Regions from separate parts of the Mus musculus genome. Here regions 1 and 2 are each linked to region 3. Evidence: chromatin loops called from intact Hi-C (ENCODE). Cell type or tissue: left cerebral cortex. All regions are shown on one strand.

The links. Peaks named below come from ENCODE experiments on the same cell type or tissue, not always from the same donor. Only the 100,000 strongest peaks of a DNase experiment are listed, where the experiment ranks them.
Region 1: a loop joins it to region 3, with 4 times the contacts of the local background. A loop is called at or near these places in 32 of 42 quality-filtered maps.
Region 2: a loop joins it to region 3, with 2.7 times the contacts of the local background. A loop is called at or near these places in 3 of 42 quality-filtered maps.

What each region holds. Positions count from the first base shown.
Region 1 is chr11:113,171,631-113,179,630 of GRCm38, reverse strand. All of the region lies in intron 1 of 2610035D17Rik (RIKEN cDNA 2610035D17 gene), which reads left to right. LOC115487747 (a long non-coding RNA gene) reads left to right here and starts at 6,548. Exons shown (of 2, transcript XR_003949613.1): 1 at 6,548-6,678. In left cerebral cortex, CTCF peaks have their summits at 3,272 (motif pointing left), 4,133 (motif pointing left) and 7,021 (motif pointing left); DNase peaks (open chromatin) are centred at 3,854, 5,128, 6,650, 7,009 and 2 more places; H3K4me3 peaks cover 907 bases; H3K27ac peaks cover 639 bases.
Region 2 is chr11:113,415,039-113,423,038 of GRCm38, reverse strand. All of the region lies in intron 5 of Slc39a11 (solute carrier family 39 (metal ion transporter), member 11), which reads left to right. Among named protein-coding and RNA genes, the nearest start is that of Gm42094, 25 kb to the right of the region's middle. In left cerebral cortex, a CTCF peak has its summit at 4,919 (motif pointing right); DNase peaks (open chromatin) are centred at 2,271, 3,571, 3,853, 5,026 and 2 more places; H3K27ac peaks cover 1,091 bases.
Region 3 is chr11:113,608,648-113,616,647 of GRCm38, reverse strand. It overlaps a transcript of Slc39a11 not described here. Among named protein-coding and RNA genes, the nearest start is that of Sstr2, 6.7 kb to the left of the region's middle. In left cerebral cortex, a CTCF peak has its summit at 4,095; DNase peaks (open chromatin) are centred at 4,411, 4,757, 5,370, 6,131 and 1 more place; H3K27ac peaks cover 1,029 bases.

The DNA.
Region 1 (8,000 bases), 440 kb after region 3:
GGGTATGTGGAGGCCAGAGGGGACATGTTAGGTACCCTACCTGTTCTATCCCTCTCCCCCTGACTCCTTGAAGACAGCATCTCTCACTGCAGCTAGGCTGTCAGCCGCAAGCCCCCGCAACCATCCTGCCTCCGCATCCCCATGCTAAGGATCCAGGCACCGACACACTCACACCAGGCTCTGTGGGCTTTGAACTCAGGTCCTCATGCCTTTGCAGCAGGCTCTCGCCCTAGCATCTCCCCTGCATGCTGGCTCCATTTATGTCTATGTAGTTATGGATGCTCTATGGTCTGTCTTTCTCTAGTTTACCGTTGGACCCAACTGGGTCCTTGGTACCTGGTTGGAAGCAACACTGGCATCTGTGTGTGGGACTGTGCATTTACAGCAAGGGAGGGGGCACTGGTGAAGGGGCTCCTGATGGGCAGAAGCGCACAGCCAGGAAACAGTATCCATCCAGCCTTGAACCTGGGGCTGTACCGGCACATCTCAGCCTCCATCTTCTCCTCTGCTTTCCAGCTCCACGTCTTTTAAGCCTCTTGGAACACTCTGGCACACAGCTATAGCTTAAGGGCCATTTGTCCCTGTAAGTGGATGTGCAGGCTCTGGGGACCCTTTCTGCATTTCCCCACCCCCTGCTCATGCCGTGCTCCTCCGCTGCAGACCCCCCTGGGGTGTTGGCTTTGGGATGCCTTCTGGGTGCTGATCCTTGGTCCTGCCTTCACAGCCCGGCTCTTCTCTTTGGCCTTCAGAGGGCAGAGTGTTAAGCAAACACCTTCCTCAAAAGAAAAAAGCTGCATTGTCCTCTTCTGAGTTCATGGCCCAGCCTCGAGAGCCAACTGCCCTGGCTTATGGATTGCTAAGTGTGGAACTACTGTGTGTGTGTGTGTGTGTGTGTGTGGGGGGGTTGCAGAGCTTTTAACCCAAAGGGTCATTCCTTTGGGGGTAGGAGCTTGTAGCTGAGAAGTGTCAGGAGGTGAGCAGGCTGCCTATGGGTAGTAGGGCCCTTAGCGCGCACTGTGGGAGAACAGGAGAGTTGCCAGTGGCCTAAGCTGAAACCTACCCAGCGTCTGTCTCCTTGAAAGTCTTGGCAGATGTCCCTATCACATCGCTGTGACAGAGACACAGGGCTCATTCTGCAGGTTCCCATTTTGATACAGAGGCAGGTTTTCTGCCCCATCTCCTTGAGAACAAGCCGCTATTTCCTCGGGCTACCCCGGTGCCTAGGTACTAGGTTTCTAAAGTTTTAATGATTAATCTTTTTGGTTTTGGTTTGTTCTAACAGGGTGGAATGAGAAGCTGTGTGTGTGTGTGTGTGTGTGTGTGTGTGTGCATTACCTTTTTAAAATGTAAATAACAGGAACACAGAGCTAACTCCCATCCTGTCCTGCATTGCTAGGTAACTCCTTAGGCAGTTCCCTGAGACCCCATGAGGTTGGTGGAGAGGGAGAACGGTCCGCTCAGCCAGGCGTGTTCAGCAGTGCCCAAGCGAGACTCGAGGGAAGCCCATGGAGTTGGGCACAGGCCTCCTTCTTATCTTCTGAGCCTGCCACCTCAAACCCAGACAAAAGCTGTCATTTTTTTTTTTTCTAAGCAATCCTCTGTGTCTGAGCTTGGGGACCTCGCTCCAAGATCATCTTCTCTTCCCTCTTCCAGCCGCTCAGCACTGCCTGTCAGCCCTTTGCTCATCCACAGGCAGGTCCTTTCTCCTGCCGGTTCCTCTCGTCCTCTTCTTGGGGTTTCCGGTTTACTCAGCCCTCTTTGTGAACAACTCGGGATAGGCGGTGTCTGTCAAAGCTGGAGGTGAGAGAGATGGGCTGGTCACCAGGGGAGCTGGCCCTGTGTTTGATTCCACACTCCTTACTTCATTGAACACCCAGAACATTCATTGGTCATCTAGGCTCCAACTTTCCTTTGCTTAAATGTCCATTAAAGCAAGAAAACAAAGCCACAACGTGCGCGCGCGCACGCACACACACACACACACACACACACACACCCATCTTTACCCCAGACCTCATGCGTGCTCTGCAGGCTCTCCTTTGCTGCATTCTGTCCCCAGCACTGTTCTGGAGCTGTTGACCTTACTGTCCTGTGAGCGAAATGCTCTCCGTGCAAAGCCTGCCTTCTGATTGGAATCTGGGTACTTCCCTGGCTTGGCTGTCATGTGACCCCATCCTCAGTGGCCTCCGTGACCCCAGGGCAAGGGCAGCCAGCTACAACCCCCAGCCTGCTGTGCTCTGCACCCCTAAGTTGGGGGTGTGTGGCCAGCTGGCTGAATTAAGTAGCTTTTTGATGTTTGGTTTCCATTGTGTTCAGAGGCTGTAAGTTGGTCATACATCGAGGGACACCTGCATGTGGCCGCCTGTCTCTCCCAGCCCTGCAGGCACTGTTGGCTTCAAGACAGTTGTCAGGTCCCCTGCCAGCAAGAGGCTTCTAGATACCAATTGCTGTGACTAGTGAGGCCAGAAGCCTTACGATCTAAAGGAGGGGTCCTGGGTGCCAGAGGGGGTGTTATTATTCAGGGCCCGTGCTTCTTGGATGTGGCCCTCCCTGTTCACGTTTTCCTCTTTTAGGGTCCTCATTAAAAACAAGATTAGAAGTCCCGTTTTACAGCCGTGTTGTTCACAGGAGCAGGTTAACACAACAGAGTCAAACAGTTTCCTTAGCTGGAAAGTGTTCTTTTTACTGAGTTCAAATAAAACTAGACAGTAGCCCTGCGGGCCATGACACGGGCCTCCTCACCACGCTGGGTAGTCAGCCTGGCCTGGCAGTAGCTCCCTGTCCCCTGTACCTGTACCTGTACCTGCTCCCTTACCTGTGGCTTCTTTACAGCCTTTCCAGTCCTCAGGGTCAGCTGTAGTGTCCCCCTGCTGTGGCTCCTGAGACCGAGCCCTTGCCCGGAGACAAAGGTCCCCCAGGACTGGCTGAAGTGTCCCACCTGGTGCTCAGTGCTGGGACCACGATGCTTGGTTGATCACGGCATGAGTGCTCTGAGCACGAGTTCTGCTTGGTCAGTCTCAGAACGGCTGCAGTGTTGGTCTTTGGTTGGTCTTTGTATGGCATGTTCTCTGGAGCAAAGCACATGGTTCTTTATATTTTGTCTCTGTTCATTGGGACTTGCATGGGCTGTGACAGACCTATTCTTGCGGTTGACACGGTGCCACCCTCTGCTAGGGAGTCATTTTGGGCAGGTTGTTTTTTGACAAGAGACTCTATGAAATAAAAAGTAAATTTAAGTCCAGGGCATCCAGACTGTTGGGGTATGGCGCCCTCTAGTGTCCAGGTAGCATCATCACAATTGCATCTCTAAATCTACCCGTTTTCTGCTGTACTGAAAATCCGGCCCTTCCCTTTCTCACTGGGGTTGAACAGTGCTTTAGAAAAGTCTGGTGCACACCTTTAATCCCAGCACTCGGGAGGCAGAGGCAGGTGGATTTCTGAGTTCGAGGCCAGCCTGGTCTACAAAGTGAGTTCCAGGACAGCCAGGGCTATACAGAGAGACCCTGTCTCGAAAAGCCCCCCCCCCCCAAAAGTCTCAGACTATTAAGTATATCGAAGAAGGGGCCTTTGGGTGCTAACGTTCAGTATGTGCCCCCCACCCATACCCACGCGCAAATGGTGACTTCTCCGCTGTGTTATTTCTGCAGGACTGGCCTGGTGGCAGGGACGTCAGCCTTGCCTAGGTGGGTGGGAGAGGGTTATGGCTTCCCTGATCCAGGAACTCTGCCTCCCAGCATTCTGCTTGCAAGTCAGTGTGGACTCCCTGTGGAGCCAGGGATGGGACCTAAAGCACGCGGGAGATAAATGCTTGGCCACCGAGTCCACCGAGTCCCCATCTATGGACAAAGGGAGTCTGGGAATGTTGCAAAGAGATGTGTGTAAGAAAATGTTTGCTATGTGGGTGATTGGCATACGTAGGAGCAAGTAGAGCATATGGTACATGTCTGACTCCTCTTTGCGGGCCTCCAGGAACCTGCTGATTGGTCACTCCAGCAGCTGGATGTGAGTCTACATCCTGAGGCTTGCAGCTAGGATATCTGGGACCTTTTATCCTGTTAAGTTTTGTACTTCCACACGTGGAGCCCATTCAGGGCCAGGGCCAGGGCCAGGTCATCCAGACTCTTGGGGTATGGCGCCCTCTAGTGTCCAGGTAGCATCATTACAAATGCATCTCTAAATCTACCAGTTTTCTGCTGTATTGAAAATCCTGCCCTTCCCTGTCTCACGGGGGTTGGACAGTGCTTAGTAAAGTCTCAGACTGTTAAGTATATCTATGCCTCCTCTCATACCGGAGGTGTTAAAGGCAGTTTTCAAACAATGTTATATTTATGAGCAAGAATAAGGGCAGGAGTGGCTGCCCTTATCTATCAAGGATGGCTGTGAGTTTAAGCTCAGTTGTAAAACACTTGCCTAGGATCTGTGCAGTGCAAAGTTTTATCCTCGGAACAAACCAATCATTAATCAATAAGTCAATCAAATAACAAATCAAGAAAGAAAAACTAAGATAAAGCCACTGAAAGAGCTAGGGTAAAATACTTGGCCACAGCCTTTGCCGTGGCTGGGCTGACCAGAATACAATTTAGTATCCTCTAGAAAATTCTTGATCTATCTTTAGATAAAAGATTCACGTACCCATCACTGCTTTAGATGGCCATGTGGGGATCCTGAGTGTCAGACATCATCACTAAGAACTGTGGTATACAGGGAACACATTGGTGGCTGTTGGGGGTGGTGGTAGATGCCTTTGGAAAACCTTGAAGCTTAGACCCCACTTGGTGTCATCTCAGTCAGTTGGAGGGGATTGGCTCCGCCCACCTCTGAGCTTTGGGCTCAATAGCTGTGGTGCTGGGCCCAGAACCTGGTGTTTATGGAAGCCCCTCCTCCACCCCACCCCCACTGTGGTAGTCCCGGTGGCCTCGGAACCCCACTGGTCTAGGTAAGGGAGGTGGAAGTCTCTCCTTTCGCTTCCCTCTATGAACGAGAGGTTGGCAGCAGGCTTGTCAGCAGTAGGCTTGTGGGGACCTGTGACGAGTGTCGCACACATTAGGAGGACCATCCTGTTTTCCAGATCGCTGGAGTGCAGATGTCTTTTGCTGCTGAATGGCAAAGGCTGGCATCCTCATGAGAAAACCAACCCCGGCCTTGGCCAGGGAACTCCATAGCTTTGCTCTGCCCCAGCATGACTGTCCTCAATAGACAGCTGGACCTGACCTACCAGGAGCGTGACTCTGTACTCCTTTGTTCGAGCCTTTGGCTGCTATAGTGCTGTGGTATCAAGAAAAAAGTTGAAAGGGGTTCATCAGAAACACCCAGTCTATCATAGAAAACCCTAGGGCGGAGCATGACTTTGCCTCTTACAGCTCTGTGGCTTCCTCTTGGGTACAGAGGGCTGTGTGTTTGCCCTGACAACAAGATAACCCACTGTAGGGCGTTCCTGGAACCAGCCATTGGTTGGGGACTCTTTCCAGGACCAAATTTTAGGTTTTGTGGGAGCTCTAGCCTTTCCTTTCAGACCCCAGCTACAGCACACAGCAGTTGGTCATTAAGGCTTCTGTGGTTGCCATGGTGAGAGAGCCTCTTCTGCTGGCCTGGGCCTGTGGGATTGAACAAGGAGACATAGCCCACATTCTTTGAAGTGATTTTCACTGGTTAATCTGCTCTGCTTCAATCTCTAGGTTCTCTGTGTGTGTGTGTGTGTGTGTGTGTGTGTGTGTGTGTATGTGTGTGTGTGTATGTGTGTATGTGTGTGTGTGTATGTGTGTGTGTGTGTGTGTGTGTATGTGTGTGTGTGTGTGTGTGTGTATGTGTATGTGTGTATGTGTGTGTGTGTGTGTGTGTATGTGTGTGTGTGTATGTGTGTGTGTGTGTGTGTATGTGTGTGTGTGTATGTGTGTGTGTGTGTGTGTGTGTGTGTGTATGTGTGTGTGTGTGTGTGTGTGTGTGTGTGTATGTGTGTGTGTGTATGTGTGTGTGTGTGTATGTGTGTGTGTGTGTGTGTGTGTATGTGTGTGTGTGTGTGTGTGTGTGTGTGTGTGTGTGTTGTCATAGCTGAGCCATGCACAGGGTCACCTGGGCAGTCAGGTTCTGAAGCTGGAGCATCTGAGGTTTAAAAGGTGAGGGTCCTAGAACATGCCTGTCACCTCTTAATCGCGTTCTCACGCCCGGCCAGGAAAGACGCAACAGACCAGAATCTTCTGCGGCAAAACTTTATTGCTTACATCTTTGGGAGCCAGGAGGGCAAGCGCCCAGCGCCCAGCCCCAAAAAACGAAAAGCCCCTTCTATTACATCTTTAGGAGCCAGAGCTCCGGCGCGCGCGCTCTATTGTTTACATCTTTAGGCAGCGAGCGAGCGCAGGGCGCGCAGAGCCAGAGAGATGCCAGCGAGAGAGAAATGGCGGAAACCCCGTCCCCTTTTTTAGGAGAGTTATATTTCGCCTAGGACGCATCACTCCCTGATTGGCTGCAGCCCATGGCCGAGCTGACGGTCACGGGAAAGGTAGAGTACAAGTAGTCATAAAATACCCTTGGCACATGCGCAGATTATTTGTTTACCACTTAGAACACAGGATGTCAGCGCCATCTTGTGACGGCGAATGTGGGGGCGGCTCCCAACAGTCACCCATCCATTAGTGGCTCATGTGTTCTTAAGACAAACTCAGCAGGCTGTACCTGTCCAGAGTGAGTATAATGATCTGTTGCAGTGGATCCCAGCGTGTGGTGGGTCGGGGTGGGGCCGGCAGAGTTTGGACAGGAGTGCAGAGCTGTTTTGCCAGTTTCTGCTAAAGCCCTGTGGATGAAGAGCCTGCTAACTCCAAAGAGATGGACCCCAGTCCTACTCTTAGAGTCCCCACTGCAGAGGTCCAGGTAGGCCCCTTACTTCTATGCCCACAAATACCTGGGCTAAAGGAAAGGCATTGGCCAGCGTGTAACAAATCTGGCGGGCAGGGAAGGTTTATAAAAGAAAACCCAGGAGCCGGGAGCGGTTGCCATCCCCTGGTCTGCATCTGCAGGCTCTGTCGCCACCTAGTGGTGCGTGTGTGTATATCAGCCTCACAGGTCTGTCTCATCCTGGGTCTCATCTTGGCAAGGTCTCATCTGTCTAAGGATTGTCGCTTAAGGGGGTCGAACAGGGACACATGGGTGTCATCTGTAGGCCCAGTCTCAGATAAGGCACAGGGAGTGTTTGTCAAGGAACATGAGCGTCAGGGTCAGCGATGGACCACACATACTCTTAAAAGTAAGATGGGGGCTGGAGTGAGGGCTCAGCAGTTGGCTGCTCTTCCAAGCGGTGCTGAGTTCAATTCCCAACACCCACATGGTGGTTCACAATTGTTTCTCACCCTAGTCCCATGGGATCCTCTGCTAGGCATGCATGCATATAAAACACCCATATATAAAAAGTCCACACCTACATAAATATTTAAGAAAAGTAAGATGACTGTGCCAACTTTGCTTAGAGAGAGAGAGAGAGAGAGAGAGAGAGAGAGAGAGAGAGAGGATCACTGTAGGATTGTGTGTGCGCGCTGTGTGTGGGTGCTGTGTGTGTGGGGGGCTGTGGACGGTAAAGGACCTGGCTCTTTATTATTGCTCTTAGCCAGAACATTAGGGGAAGGATCCAGCTACCATTCCTGACAGCCGCTGCACTGTCTGATAGTCTCGCCTGCTGTCACTCCAGGCACGTGTGTAAAGATTCCTCTCTCCCTTTCTTTTATCCTTTTTGCTTTATTTTGAGGAAAGGTTTCCCTGTGTGTTGCAAGCTGGCCTGGAATTCATTATATAGACCAGTTACATACATACATACATACACACACACACACACACACACACACATACACACACACACTCACACCTACACAGCAGACACACTCATACAGAGCAAGCTAGCCTTGAATTCATTATATAGACCAGAAAACACACACAGACACACAGACACACAGACACACACACTCACACAGAGCAATCTGGCCTTGAGCTCATTATATAGACCAGAACACACACAC
Region 2 (8,000 bases), 190 kb after region 3:
CCTCCCTGAGACTCTTTCGAGGTTAGCTGTTTTCTGTCACGTCTGTCCCCAGATATTCAGACCACTAAGTCAGGAAATATCCTATGGCTCTCTCTTTTGTGCACATTCCTATTGGCTATATTGGAGTCACATGGCTCCCCTCACTGCAGGGAATCCTGGGGAGTGCCCAGGAGGAAGAGGAAGCCAACTATGAGGAACATAGAGTGTACCCACACACACGTGTGTGCGTGCATGAGTGCGTGTGTGCGTGTGTGCGAGTGTGCGTGCATGTATGTGTGTGTGGACAGCTCCCTGGGGCAGTTCCTGCCTGTGGTTACTCTTGAACAAGGTGCTCAGGTCTGATGTGAACTTTACCATCAGATCCTCTGACCCCAGTGCTCAGCATTCCTCTGTCTCTTGTTACTTCCCGTTTTTTTTTTTTTGTTTTTTTGTTTTTTTGTTTTTTTTTGGACATTTTCTTACAGTGGACACATTTCCTTTCACTGGCTTCTTTGCTCTCTTTTTCTGGGTCATTCTCTTCCAGAATCTTCCCTTCCCTCACACTTTGTCCGTTGACCTCAGCATTGGCTCATCCCTACCCCCGCTTCCTCTTTCTGCTGGAGCTCCCGAAGCGAGCTGTGAGAGATGGCGCCCGCGAGGGGTCGGTTCCGGTGCAGGTTCTGGGCTGCGTGCTGTGCCGGGCTCTCAGGACTTGGTGGCTCCTTCTCTTCTTTTCTAGGAAATTCTTCAGAAATTTGTCAGACTTTCCAAGCTCCCTTCTCAGCCTTCATCCTCCTGTCATTTCCTCCTCTTCCCCCTTTGAAGCGTCCATCAGGAGCTGAGTCTCCCTGCTCTTCCCCAGCTCCACGGAGGACTCTCGCACTCTCCCCCAGCTCCACGGAGGACTCTCCCACTCTCCCCCAGCTCCACGGAGGACTCTCCCTGCTCTTCCCCAGCTCCACGGAGGACTCTCCCACTCTCCCCCAGCTCCACGGAGGACTCTCCCGCTCTTCCCCAGCTCCACGGAGGACTCTCCCGCTCTTCCCCAGCTCTACGGAGGACTCTCCCACTCCCCCAGCTCCACAGAGGACTCTCCCACTCTCCTCCAGCTCCACACTAAGATTCAGAGGGCATCTGCAGCAATTAGCCAATCGTTTTCTTGCCATCTGCCAGCATCTTTCCTGGCTCCTTAGTTGACCGTTCACTTAGCAGCCACCCTTCCGCACATCCCCCGTCATCTCTTCAGCTCTTCCGGTGTGTATACGCCCCTTCTCTCACACACACACTCATGGTTCTCCTTAACCCCCGGGCTGAGGCTTCCAAGTCAAGAGTCCAGCTAAGCTCTCTCACGAATGTCAGGATCAGACGTACTTACTCTTTCTGAATCCCCTTACTCCTTTGTCCCAGAGCCATTTATATTCAGTGCTTCTAAAGTGGAGTACCCTGATAGATCTCCTTTTCTCCAACCTCCACATCCTCTCTCTCTCTCTCTCTCTCTCTCTCTCTCTCTCTCTCTCTCTCTCTCTCTCTCATTGCTCATATCAGGAAGAACTTAATGGAACCAAATTTACTCGGCCTCTCCAGCCTGAAGCCTCGCCTCATTTATCTCTCTCTCTCTCTCACTTTTCTCTAATCCTCAAATCCACTTAGTTTACCAGGCTGATCTCATTCTGCTTCACAAACACTTCTCAAATCTCTGCTTACTGTGACTGCCGAATTCTGCATTGTGACTCGCCCAGACCTCTCCCCCCTTCCCTGCCTCTGGCTCCTGTCACCTTTCACCCACCTAGCTCCGAGTGTTCATTTGTTTCCTCTCTTCACTGGGTTAGAGTCCCCTGTCCCTAACATGGCACCCAAGCCACGCTGATCAATACGGCACATGGCTGCCTCGTGCAAATCAAATCTGCTCCTACCAGATAAATGAGAACGAAATGAAAACCCGGCCCAGTGCCGTGAAAATGAATCTTTGTGGCTCGGGACACAATTACGAGTGACAGTATCATTGGTGGGTTATGAAGGAGACGGATCTTAAATAACTCAGGAGGGAGCAGAAATTATGTGCTGTTGAAATGTTGTTCGATAACAGAAAGTTCTCCTGTGAGGGGGCCAATGGCAGCATCCACGATGCAGAGATTGGCGAACATTGCTCCGTGCCAGGTATAAAGGAGCAAAGGGACGTTTCTGATTGGTGCATCTCATACGCCATCCCACGCGTGCATACGGAATGGAATTAGCTCATCGTTACCAGTCCACATTTGGGTGCTGCACCCAGACCTGTGTCTTCAAAAATGCATGCACTGTGGTGGAGAGTGCGCTCTGCTTCAGCGGGAAGATCAGACATTTGCTTCATATCCAGAGTCCGTGCGTATTTGGATTAGGACTTTGTCTGGCCACTAGGGCTCCTCCTGATCGCTGCGTTTGATCCCCCTAGCCTCAAGGCTCTGCAGTGAATGCTGACTTTGAGTGAGACAATCTTAGGGCTGGTGAGTAGACAACGGTGCCGCTGCGTGAATTCTGGAAGATCATAAATGCTTAGAAATATCCTTACTTAGAGCAAAGAAGGTTCTAGAAGGTGTGGTCATTCAATCCAAGCAGACACCCGTGAGTGTCCGTTAACCCCCAACCTTGGGTAATGGGTAGATCCAAGGTCCTGGGGCCCAATTATGTGACTTGTTTACATTCACTAAGGTTCGGGGTTGAAAGCACACAGAGTTCTGCACGGCTCTCAGTGCTGTGGTCAAGCACCCAAGCACACAGGTAGGCCTGTGTATGTGTTCTTTAGAGTTTAATAGCATTTAAAATGTAGGAAAGCGTAAGTTTAGACTCAGGGTCCAACTTAAGATTAGGGCAGAAATGAGACATCTGCATCTCACTCTTTAGTTATCTGTTAAAACAGCGGACCCCAGAAATTGGAGTTTCCCCAGGAGTCTCTTGATGGGAGACACAAGGGGCTGATGCCTGGTGCCAGCCAGAGGAGAAGCTTGTCTTCTGGCTGACAATCCGTCAGACCACCTCGCAGGAGAGACCAGGACCAAGACATTGATGGGTGATGGACAGGACCCTGTCCAGGCCAATCTGCTTATTTGGCTTCCGTTTAAACTTAAACCTCATGCTAGTGCCCCTAAGGTGGACCTGGGATGAGGGAGGTGGTCGCCGGGCCTCTTTGTTATCCTTTCCAATGTGGCCGCATTTAATAAATCCCCTCCCCCTCTCAGACTTTAGCTTCTCCTTGGCAGTTTCATTGCCATGTTGAGGGTGAGAAGCTGAATCTGGCTTGCCGAGGGGCTTCCAGGGCTCAAACTCTGACCTTAGGCACTCCAGAGACACTGAGATGACGAACAAGGACCCCGCTTGACACACCGTGGCTTCATTCCTGGGCCCTTGAAATACTCTGTCCCAGTTAGTAGGATTTTTGGGAAGAATTTTCCAGCTCCTGAAACATTTCTGAAAATCAAAATACAAGGAAAAAAAAAGAGCCTTTTCTTTTTTAGAAACCGTGATTTGAGTGTGAGGCAAATGGTATTTCCAAGGCAGGCAGGGAGCAACCGGGGAAAGTTTCCTCTCTTAAACACCCACTCGAAAATCAAGATACAGGGAAACATCACGGGTACCAGAGCAAGCTTGCGTTTAGTGTTTAGCTTTGTATTCAGTGAACACAGGGAGGACAAATGGAAGCAGGGCTCTGCTCAGCAGAGCTGGTATTTTAATGACCATTTTTCCCCCCTATTCTATATTTGCCGTAATCTGGGCAAGCGGGTACACAAATAACCACAATTTGTAAATTGCGCCTGACATATTTTCTGCTCTTTGAATTCCGTGAGTGCCTGCAGTATAATTAGAAATAAGCAATCTTTTACATCAGTAATAGGAAAAGGGACGTGGTTTCTGCATGCAAATAAGACGTTACCTAAACAGAAAATTACAGCTGCAAAGCGGACTGTCGTCACCAAGGAAGAAAGGGGACTGTTGAAGGCGGTGGGGACGGCTGCCAGCTTTGCAAGCTGACATCTTCCTCTGATGTCTGCTCACCTGCTGAGTTGCACAGGTGGACAGAAGAGGCTCAGATGATGCAAGACCCTAAGGAGAAATGCATTGGGCTTCCCTGGTGGGCCTAGACAGTGGGCTGAACAGACCCACCTAATATACAGGTCCTCAGCCTAATATACAGTTCTCTGTGTGTGTGTGTGTGTGTGTGTGTGTGTGTGTGTGTGTGTGTGTGTGTGCGTGCGCGCGTGCGTGCGTGTGTGCGCGTGTGTGCGTATGTGGAAGCCAGAGGTCAACCTCAGGTATCATTCCTCAGGAGCTGTCCATCTTGATCAATCTTTTTTGTGTATATATGCATATGTGATGTGGTGTGTGTGTGTGTGTGTGTGTGCGCGCGCGCGTGCGCGAGCGTGTGTGTTCATAAAGGTGCTTGTGTATGTATATTTGCATGCATGTGGAGGCTAGAGGCTGATGTCTGGTATCTTCCACTATTCTCTCTGTCCTGTCTTTTGAGGCTGAATCTCTCACTGAACCCAGAGCTCACTGACTGAGTGGACCTGGACTGGCCAGCAAGTTCTTGGGGATCTACCTGTCTCCATCCCCTGTGTTACAGGGTTATGGGCATATGTGACTCACCTAGCTCTTATGTGGGTGCCAGGAATCTGAATCCATAGGATTATATGGTAGTCACTTTACTCAATGGAGCCATCTCCCTACCCATTAATTTAAAATTTTAATATATATATATATATATATATATATATATATATATATACATACATACATATATGTGTGTGTATATATTATGTATGTATGCATGCATATATATATATATACATATGTGCGTGTGTTATATAATGTGCATGAGTATTTTGCCCATATGTATACCACGTATGATCAGTGCCCATAGAGGCCAGCAGAGGGCATCAGATCTCTTGGACCTAGAGTTACACGTGTCTGTAGGCTTCCATGCAGATGCTGAGAGCTGCACCCAGGTCCTCTATGAGAGCAACAGATGCTCTGAAGCACTGGGCCATCTTTCAGTCCCTACCTTTACCTTGTTTCGGGTGAGAGGGCCTCTTACTGGCCTAGAACTCACTAAGAAGGCAGTGCCAGCCAATCAGTGAACATCAGGGACCTGCCTGACTTGGTCTCTTCTGTGATGGGGATTGCATGTTGCCATACCTAGCTTTTGAATATTGATCATACTCAGATTCCCATGCTGGGACAGCAAGCCCTTTAACCACTGAGCCGTCCTCCCAGCTCTGCTCAGCCCCTCCCCACATGGGTCCATATTGGAAAAGGAAGGAAGAGTTTTCAATGGTCTGACCCTTTTTTAATTTCAATTAAGTTTGTTTGTGTCATTCATTCTTTCATTCATTCATTCATTCCTGCAATGAGTGATTCTTTTCTGTGACCTAAACTACTGAGCTGCTGTTCAGATAAGACATTCAGTTCTATGGGGGGGAGCTTTTGAGCAGAGACCTGAATGATATAAGGGAGGTTGTCAGGAGAATGTCTTCAGAGAGAGTGTGGGGGTCAGAGGGAGCACCCCACAGAGAAGGACCTCAGACTCAAAACGCATCAGTGAGACAGCCAGACCTGAGAGATGGTTGATGTATCTAAGGGATAATCAACACGCCAGTGTCTGCCACCTGGGGGCTATGAGTAGACAGAAAAGAAAGTAGGAGAAGATTCCAGAAGAGCAGACAGCAGCATGGCCAGGGAGGATGTTGGGATGTCAGGAGAGGCTGGTCTCCTGGGAGCCACAGGGGAGGTGTGTTCAGAGTCTGTGGCAGAGGACTTAATAGACAGCTGCCGTGCAGAGAGAGTGTGTGCGCAGTGAGATCTGGGGAGGGACCAATGGGTTAGGCTGGCTGGAGACTGCTGTTGACCCTGGCTAGAGTATCCACGGTGGGATGGTGATGGGGAAAAGCTAGTTAGAGTGGGTCAGAGAGAGAATGAGAGATTTGAAAGTGAAGACAAGGGAAGTAGGAGGCTCTACCAGGGAGTGTCTGTTGGAAGGACACTGGGAGGACAGAGCAATGGCGGCTGTGACACTCATGGGAGGACAGAGCAATGGTCTCTGTGACACTCATGGGAGGACAGAGCAAGAGGATGACAACAGAACTATGATCTCATAGAACTGAGCCACAGGAATGAGAGGGACTGAGAAATCGGTGACCGGAGAACTGCGGGGGCAGCATAGTTGGGAGGCAAAAGATGTGGACAGAATAGGAACATCCCTTGTGTATTCGATGGGAGGCAAAGTACATGGGAGTGGATGATGTTTTCTTTCCATTTTTCAATTACGTAAGGAATATAAGCCATCAACTATGAGGAAGGTGACCTTGGGGACTAGGCACCTTTGGCAATTGGAGGCTGCCCTTCTCGGGGGGTCTTACAGAAGCACTCTGCAGCCCAGCGAGACTTCAAGCTGGGGCTGACATCCTGGTGCAGTGTTTTCCTCAAGACCATCCACTTCCTTAGAGACCGGTGCAGCTTAGGTGGAGAGCTGACATTAGCCAGGCACATGGGGAAGGATGTGTGGTTTTTAACAAGGGACCACTGCTGCGTACGATGGGGAACGAGAAGGAAGAGATGGTGAGAGCCCAAAAGTGGTCGACTGGTCCCCATGGGAACAAAGAGTCATAAGTCTGGAGAGTCATTGGGAAGGAATTGGGAATGCGAAAGGCCAGGCTGATATGAGAGATGATTCGAGTTTAGATGTGGGGGTTGGTTTTGTTGTAACAATGTCAGTGGGGTGTAGTGTACAATGTAGTGCTCCCTTAATCCTAGCACTGTGGAGGCAGAGGTAGGTGGATCTCTCTGAATTGGAGTCCAGCCTGGTCTACAAAGCAAGGTGCAGGCCACCCAGGGATGCCAGAGCTTGTGTAGTCAGACCCTGTCTTCAGTATATCAATCAATAATCCATAAATCAATAATGACTTTGGGGCTAACCGGCTTAATGAGAAGGACAATGCCGTTGGAAGTGAGACAGGAACAGAACACAAGCATTAGATAGCTTAGCCCCGTGGAGACTGACAGCGCACTAAGTGTGCTTCACTTATCAAAGATGTGACCCTTTAGCCAGAAGTGGTAGACAGATGTTAACAACAACAACAACACAGCCATGATTGAACTATTTCTGGCCTTGGGATGGACTCACAGCGTCATAGACCCAGCACTTCATTAGAACAAACAGGAATCCAAGTTAAGTTGACATCACAGGAACAGCAGCAGGCTGTGTAGTCTGAAGGCAGAGAGGAAGCTGTCTGAAAGTGCAGGGAAACTCTAGAAGCTGGTTTTAGAATTCAGATATAGCCCATAGGGAATCTCTTCCATTCCAGCAACCCCAAGCCCTAAGATGCTGAGTCAGAATTGCTGTGTTCTCCTGGCATTCTGGAACCACCCCTCCCACCTGTCAGTCAAGTGCAAAGCCCCTTTGTCCACAGGCTTCCCAAGGCAATGAGAGAACTCAAGAAAGTCAAGGATGCTTCCACAGCAAGAAAAACCTGCTATAACTGCTATGTCTATACATTTAGTGATGAACCTGTCACAATGTGCATTTCTTTCCCAAATGAACTGTAGGCCTCTTTGGTCCAAAAAAACATACAAACAAGCAAGCAAACAAACAAACAAACAAACACCCTACTGTTTGGGCACCTGTTAAAGTTATTAATTCAAAAGGAGTTGGTGACTCTCTGGGTTTAGCCATTCTCCACAGAGACCATCATCATGGGCTCCTCGTGGTATATTTTAATTCATCTCGTGCCTTCCCTGTTTGTTGAGTTCTGTGTCCACAAGAGACACCAGGCCTTTGCTGCTTGCATGGTTCATGACTGCTAGCGTCTGTTTGTGTCTGCTTGGCGTTGAAGGCTGCCTGACTTCAGTAGAGAGCCAGTCACCAGGTGGCAAGGCTGCTCCTCTGCTCAGACCCTCAAAGCTCAGGACTGACTTTGTTGAATGAAGAAGTCTTGCCCACAGCGGCTGCCTTACTTTACAGCCCTGTTGCTGTGATAAACACCACAACCAAA
Region 3 (8,000 bases):
CTGGATTGATTGGTGGTGTTGAATGGCAGGCCAGGCATCTGGCACAGGGTCTGTCATCTGCACATGTGACATTTCTATGGATGGAGAAAGAGCAAGGCCCCTTAAGCTGCAGCATGTTAAATGTGGGGTGCTTTGGAACTCACTGTGTAGTTCAGGCTGGCCTCAAACATGTGACGATCCTTGACTGCCTCTGCCTCTGCCTCCTGCCTCTGCCTCTGCCTCTGCCTCTGCCTCTGCCTCTGCCTCTGCCTCTGCCTCTGCCTCTGCCTCTGCCTCTGCCTCTGCCTCTGCCTCTGCCTCTGCCTCTGCCTCTGCCTCTGCCTCTGCCTCTGCCTCTGCCTCTGCCTCTGCCTCAAGAGCTGGGACTGCAGGTCTGTGAGGCCACACCTGGACTTGATGTTTTGTTTGGAAACTATGGCATGTGATTACCATGAATTTTTAAGGACATGCCCATTGGCCTAGAGGGCTTGAGGTCTCTTTAGATTCAGCAGGGGTGACAGGAGCCCCTTTCTTCCCTTCTCTCTCCCTGCTTATGGAACCTCCTTGGAAACTGCTCCTCAGAATCCCTTCTCTCTCTCCTCTTCCTACTTCCTTCTCCATCTTGCTGGAAGTGCATTAAGAATGCTGGTCCCAAGAGGGACCTCGGAGCCTCTGATCAAGAAAGCCAATGCCACGTAGTTGTGTAAGTGAGAAAACCAGACTCAGAGATGCCAAGTGACTTGCCCAAGATCATTCAGCCAGGGACTAGAAAGGCAGGAGTCGAGTTGGCTGACAGTGTCAGGCTATGAAACCCTGGATGAGGGGAGGGAGTCCTTCCCCACTACCAGCCTGAGCATCTCTCTTCCCCTCGTCTGTCATGCCTGTTAACATAACAAGGTTCCTCATCACTCATCCTGGAACAAGTCCTCGGTGAGAGTTGGCAAAGAGCAAGCTGTCTCCAAGGACATTCCCTGGTCCTTACTGGAGTGCTCATCTGTCACAGGCCCTTCAGGGGGAGAGCATGGACAGCTCAGAAAGGGTGGCCATCACACCTGCCTTGCAGGTGCAGTGTGCCTCCTGAGAACACCACGAGGTGCCATTCATTCCTGGCCCATTGGCTTGCATGGGGCACAAGGCTATGATCTCAGTAACCCTGAATACCTCTGGTACTGCCACTGGCACCATTCATTTGGTCATTTGAAGACATCTTGAGGTAAGAAACTGGCTGGCCTTTATCTACCCCAGTGTTTCACACTTGATTTAGCTCCGAGAACCTTCCTATGAATCCATTTGAACACATATTGAGTGCTTACCCCGTGCTGCACTGGATGCTTTGTGTTAATTCTTTTTTCTTTTTCTTTTTTTTTTTTTTCCGAGACAGGGTTTCTCTGTATAGCCCAGGCTGTCCTGGAACTCACTTTGTAGACCAGGCTGGCCTCGAACTCAGAAATCCGCCTGCCTCTGCCTCCTGAGTGCTGGGACTAAAGGCGTGAGCCACCATGCCCGGCTCCTTTGTGTTATTTCTTGGCATCCTCACTGCAGTCTTTCAAAGCCCAATCAGTGTTCCTTTTTCTGAATGGACCAACCAAGGCACAGAGAGACTGAGTTCTTCAGGGTTGCAAAGCTACCAGTTCAAGCTGCCTGCTTTGTGAGTACCCACAGTGCAGTTACCCAGAGCAACAGAGGCTGGCAGATCCATCTTGTACAACTTGATCAGATGGAAGAGGAACTATTCCCCTAATGGGTAGCTCCTCTCCTCTCTCTCTCTCTCTCTCTCTCTCTCTCTCTCTCTCTCTCTCTCTCTCTCTTCCTCCCCCTCCCCCTCCCCTTCCCCCTCCCCTCCCCTTCCCTTCCCCCCCTCCCCCCTCTCACTCCCCCCTCCCCCTGTAATAACCACAACTGGGGACTCAACCAGTATGCTTGCCCTGCTGTCAAGCACAAGGGATGCACCTGTCTCCGCTTCCTGGCACGGGCATTTCAGCCACGCACCACCATACTTTCCGGCCCACCCCTTAAGTGTGGGTTCTAGGGATCAAACTCAGATACTCAAACACAGCAAACCCTTAACGGACTGAGCCGTCTCCAGCATGGTTTTAGTTATCTGCAGTTGTCCTTAGCTTCAGGAAGTCTTTGTAGATGGGTTCTGACTAGTTCCCAAATACTCTGGGGTTCTGACCAGTTATCTGGTCCTCCCCTGAGCTGATTTCCTGCTCAGAACTGTCCGATTGTCACCTGCAGGGCAGGAGGGTGATCTGCTACTCTTCGGGCAGAGGGGAGAAAGAACACTTAATTATAGGGTGGGACTTCTGCCCGCCTGTGCAGAGGCAGCTGAGACTTTTTATAAGGAAGATTGTGTTAGCTCTGCTCTTGAGATATCCTGATTCGTCCGGCTCAGCACTTTGGAGCTCTTCGGGTGGTTCCACTGTGAGCTGGAAAGGAGGTGCCCCAGAAGCTAAATCTCTTTGTTTTAGATGATGGAGAAAGAAGACTGCCCCGGGGCAGCCCCCAAGTAACTAGGTCTCTTTTCACTCTAGAGTCATTTTGAGCTTCATTGCAGTTCCAGCCTGAGACCCTCACCTCTGTGTAAGTGGGGGCAGGCACAAGGCCTTGGGAAGCTCTGTGCTGCTGCACCAGACCAGAGTTTTAGAATCTGTCACCTAGCCTGTGCCCTCGGGTGTGATAGAACCAGGATAGGAGGGCAGCATCTCTGCCTTCTGGTCAGTTCCCACCCTAAGCATGCTGCGTCTTACAGGAATGGTTTGTCTCAGCTTGCGAGAGTCACCGCAGCCCACAAATGGTCCAGAAGCTGTGCGTGGCTCTCCGAGGCCCTGTTTGCACCTAGTGTGAGGAGTCAGTGTTGCTTGGGCTCAGGGATACAATGGAGGCTTCGGATGGGATCCTCCTCCTTCCTTGAGTCCACATGCCTGTGTGCCACCAGGAGTCAGGGGATTCTGCGAGGAGTCCTGCTCTGTCCCCTCGCTGCTCTGAACACTGTCCTTGCCCATTTCTTCCTGTCCTAGAGCAAATAAAAGGACATCCTTTCCTTAATGGGACACTCACATTTGCATTTTGACATGACTTTGTGGGGGTGGGGGGGAGGGGGAGGTACAAACCCATGGAAGGTCTCCAGGTGGAGATGATGGCATGGTGTTGGTGGTGAATTGTGTTTCTTTTCTTTGTGGATTCTAGCTCCAGCTTGGAGTCAGACATTTCTACTGCTGAAGGGCCTCTATCCCTAGCAAGCAAAAGCTGAGAATTGCTACAGTAACTACAGCAGACTGACAGGTATTTTCCTATCTCTGTGGGGGTTGCTCTCTGAGACTGCCACCCAGTACCGAACCCTATGTAAGGTTTTACTTCCAGCTATGTACTCAATGATAAACTTTTTTTAAAAAAGATTTATTTATTTTACGTATGTAAGTACGCTGTAGCTGTACAAATGGTTGTGAGCCTTCATGTGGTTGTTGGGAATTGAACTTTTTAGGACCTCTGCTCACTCCAGTCAACCCCACTCACTCCCATCAACTCTGCTTGCTCAGGCCCAAAGATTTATTTATTATTATACATAAGTACATTGTAGCTGACTTCAGATGATTTTGTTACAGGTGGTTGTGAGCCACCAAGTATTGCTGGGATTTGAACTCAGGACCTTCAGAAGAGCAGTCAGTGGTCTTACCCGCTGAGCCATCTTACCAGCCCTAACAATAAACTTTTTAAAATTTAGGCATAGCTGGGCAGTGGTGGCACACACCTTTAATCCCAGCACTTGAGAGGCAGAGGCAGGTGTATTTCTGAGTTGGAGGCCAGCCTGGTCTACAGAGTGAGTTCCAGGACAGCCAGGGCTACACAGAGAAACCCTGTCTCGAAAAACAAACAAACAAACAACCAGAAAAAAGTAGGCATAGTAAAAAAAAAAAAGAACAATAAAAACTAATAATGAGATATGATAATATAGTAGGATATAAGAAAAGTTTTTCTAAGTTGTGAATGACTCGTTTCTGGAATTTTCATTTCATATTTTCAGACCTGGGTTTACCGTGAGAATCTGAGACTGTAGAAAGAGAACCCTGGAAGGAAGGGGCTTTAAACCCTATGAGCTGCAGTTCCCATGCCGGCCTCAGGGTGGCGTGAGCACACAGAACTCCTCTCGGAGTCTACCCTGTTCTCAGCTCCAGCCCTGCAGAATGGAACCCAAAAGGCCCCTCTACAGCTGTGCTTTTTCTCTTCTTCTTCTTTCTCTGTCCTTCTGCCATTCTTGAGAAGTGACTCAGAATGATGGCCGCGGTGCCATTTAGGGAAGAGTCACCATGGATGGGGAGAGAGAATGTCAGGAGCTCTTATAAGGGATTGGCTTCAGAGACATGGCCCTCCTGGAGAGCGGAACTGCTGGATTCTTTTACTTCGGCCTCACAAGTAGCTGAGAGTACAGACGCCTCCTGTATCCCGCGTCTGGCAGAAGAAAGTCTGATAGAAAGAGCGGTGTTACCCAAGTGGATGTGGGCAGGCTCTTGAAAGGCTGTTGCCAGGAGCCGCCTGCCTGTGTCTGCCGAGTGCTTTGGAGGCCGGAAGCACTTGCCCTTCCCTTCACAGTGACACAGGAGTGGGCTCCCTAGAGCCCCGGATTTCAGTTGCAGGACCAGGAGGGGGCTTTGTTCAGTTGGGTGGTGACCAGGGATGGGCTCTGGCTACTTTCCAAAGTGACAGTTCAATGGTAGCTTCTCCCCTCGTGGGACAGCTGGCTGGTTGACTTTGTTCGGTGGTCCGGCTGCTAGTCCCCAAGCTTCACGGTACTCGCCTGCTCTGGGGCCCCAGAACAGATGGCCAGTTCAGGGAGGGGCTGTGGGAGGCTTCTTCATCCTGCGAGTCATTATCTGTCTTCTCTTGTCCACCCCTCGCCCCCGGCCCCCTGAAAGGGCTATGGTGTGCTTCTGTCCTGCTCCCTCCCCCAGTTGCTCTCCTGTGACTGGATCTCTTCTAAACAGATTGGCCCGGTGGCTGCTGCCAGGGCCTCATTTCTCCATGCTACTTCAGACACTCAATCTCTCTCTCCAGAAAGACTGTTTTATTTGGGAGTTAGGAAGCATGCCGATCCTGTTTGTTTGTTTGTTTTGCCAGCTAAGATATGTAACTGTTTTGAATAATGGGGTGCCAGGCTTAGGAGAAGTCCTTACACTTAGAAGAGGCATGACTCTGCAGACGGACTTAGTAAGCTTACTCAAACAGAGCTCAAACGATGTTTATGCTACATATATATGCACAGCATATAAAAATGTCTAAGCGACTTAAGAGACTTAGGCTGTATCTAGACTTAGGTCCACCTCCCCCATGAAGAGGCGGCACCAACATTCTGCTCTGAACTTTGTGGTTTCAGCTCCAAGTTGAATTTTCAAGGACAAATTCCAAAAAGTGATTTGGCAGTGGTGGCTCAGAATGCATATTTAGTTTTCTAGGACAAGCGCTTCCGAGCGTAAGTTGACTTAGACTGTTTAGAAATGGCAACCACTCACTGGATCTATAGAAATAGCAACCACTCACTCGATGTACAGTTCTAATACGATCGGTGCAAACAAAACACCAGCCTAAAACTCACAATGGACAATGGATTATATGAGCCTGTGAAGACTCTCTCTTTATGTTATGTTCCTATGTAGGTATAAGCACCTTCATCTATCCATCCATCCAGTCTATTTTACCCATCTACCCATCCATGCAGCTCCATCCAGTCACCATCCACCCACCCACCCATCCATCCACCCACCCATCCATCCATCCATCCATCCATCCATCCATCCATCTATTCATCCATCCATCCATCCATCTATTCATCCATCCATCCATCATCCATCCACCCATCCATCCATTATTCATCATCCATCCATCCATCCATCCATCCACCCAGTCAACATACAAACAAAAAGTATATCAGAGAAAAGGGAGAAATCTTGTTTTCTAAGCCCTGAGGTTGAACTTCTGACAGTCGTACTCTTGAGACCAGGAAAGCCATAAATCTTCACCTCGAGTCTTGAATCAGTAGCAGGAAACATGTCGGGAGGTATTTATAGATTCGGGATGCCTCTGCCTCTGTGGCTCTTCCAGAAATCGGGTGTTTTTCATGGGTTCTTACAAGAGAGGCTCCAGGGTTCTTATGTCTAAAGCTGTTTCTGTCCCTGTTTTTGGTACTTTGCCACAAAGCTGGCGGTTTGTCAAAAAGCAATTAGTGGAACATGACTTTGTGACTACTTGATGCACTTGTGTGGTGGGCTGGGAGGGAGGGCAGCTTTGGCCTCCTGTGTGGATAGAGGCTGCCTGGTGGGCTTGGATTAGTCATCCTGGTTAATGTCTCCTAAACTTACATCATTCTCTGCAATTTGAGGCATAAATAGTAAAATATATGCTGATTATATGAGCCAAGCTTTAATACGGGGCAGTAGCAGGATTTGTTTGGCCAGTAAAACCTTCTGATTTGAGTTGAGCTTTCTGTTTATTAAGTTATAGATGAAGATGTTTTAGAGAGGCAAAGGGCAGGAGTAGGCTGCTGAGGACCGGCTGCACGGCCCCACCCCGCCCCTCCACTTCAGGTACCCTCTCAAGGACAGGCAATTCTAATTATTTCTGCTATTTTTTTCCTATTGATTTACTTAAATGTGTTGTAAATGGCGCACAGGCACCTCTCTCTCTATTTTTTTTTTTGAATTTTCTTTCTTAGATACTGTTGACTTCCCACTGTAAAAGATGCCTAACTCAATACTTTGAAATCTCCCGGATTCCTTCATTTTCTTTCCCTCAAACCGGGAGTCAGTGTTTGTTTGTTTGTTTTTTGTAACTATGTAAATGTTTAAGGCTGAGTCAAGAGCTCTTGTCTGCTGGTTTCTCCTTCTTGCAGAGCCTTTTGTTTTCCCTGCGTTAATGATTACCTCTGTTCTGATTTTTTTTTCTCTCTGCTTACTTTTCTAAGGCTCTGTCAATGATTGATTCTTTTTTTTTTTTTTTTTTGGTTGTTTTTTCGAGACAGCAGGGTTTCTCTGTGTACCTGTCCTGGAACTCACTCTGTAGATCAGGCTAGCCTCGAACTCAGAAATCTTCCTGCCTCTGCCTCCCGAGTGCTGGGATTAAAGGCCACCACCGCCCGGCGATTGCTTCATTCTCAAATTCTGACAGTTGCGGGTTTGGTCATTGTGTTACTCTTCTCTTACTCTGAAAGGCACTTCTTTTTATTTTATGTGTGCGAGTGTTTTGCCTGCACGCATATCTATTTAGCACAGGTGTTGCAGAAGAAGGAAGGCATCGAATTCCCTTGGGGCTGGCGTTACAGGTTACAGATGGCCGTCAGGGTGGCAGGAACCCCACCTGGGTCCTCTAGAAAAGCAGCCGGTGCTCTTGGCCACTGAGCCATCTCTTCAGGCCTGGCTTCCTTGCCTCATTCTGGGCTTGTTTTACTTGGCTATGCGGGTGGAGCATCACCTCCAGAGCAGTGGTTCTTAACCTGCGGGTCACAATGCCCTGGGGATGGGGAGCGCTGTCAAATGGCTCTTTCACTGGGGTCACCTAAGACCTTTGGAAAACACAGATCTTTACATTATGATTCATAACAGTAGCAAAACGACAGCTATGAAGTAGCAACGAAAATAATGTCATGGTTCCCCACAGCATGAGGAACTATATTAAAGGGTCGCAGCGTGAGGAAGGTTGAGTACCACTGGTGTTTCAGAGGAAGACTATATTACAGCCAGACTCAGAGATGATCTGAGTCCCTGGTACAAGTAGCCTATGTTACTCACACCCCCTGGGACACCACCCGTGTTGATGTGATGGTAGTGATGATATTTCACTTCCTGAATCAGGGGTGGGGGGAGAGCTTTTCTGAAGTGTGTGTGTGTCCACGTGTTTGTGTGTATACATGTAGAGATCAGAGCACAGCCTCAAGTGCGATTCCTTAGGCTCCTTCCACCTTTTGTTTGAGACAGGGTCTCGATCTGTGGTCCTGGCTAGCCTAGAACTTGCTCTGCAGACCAGGTTTGCCT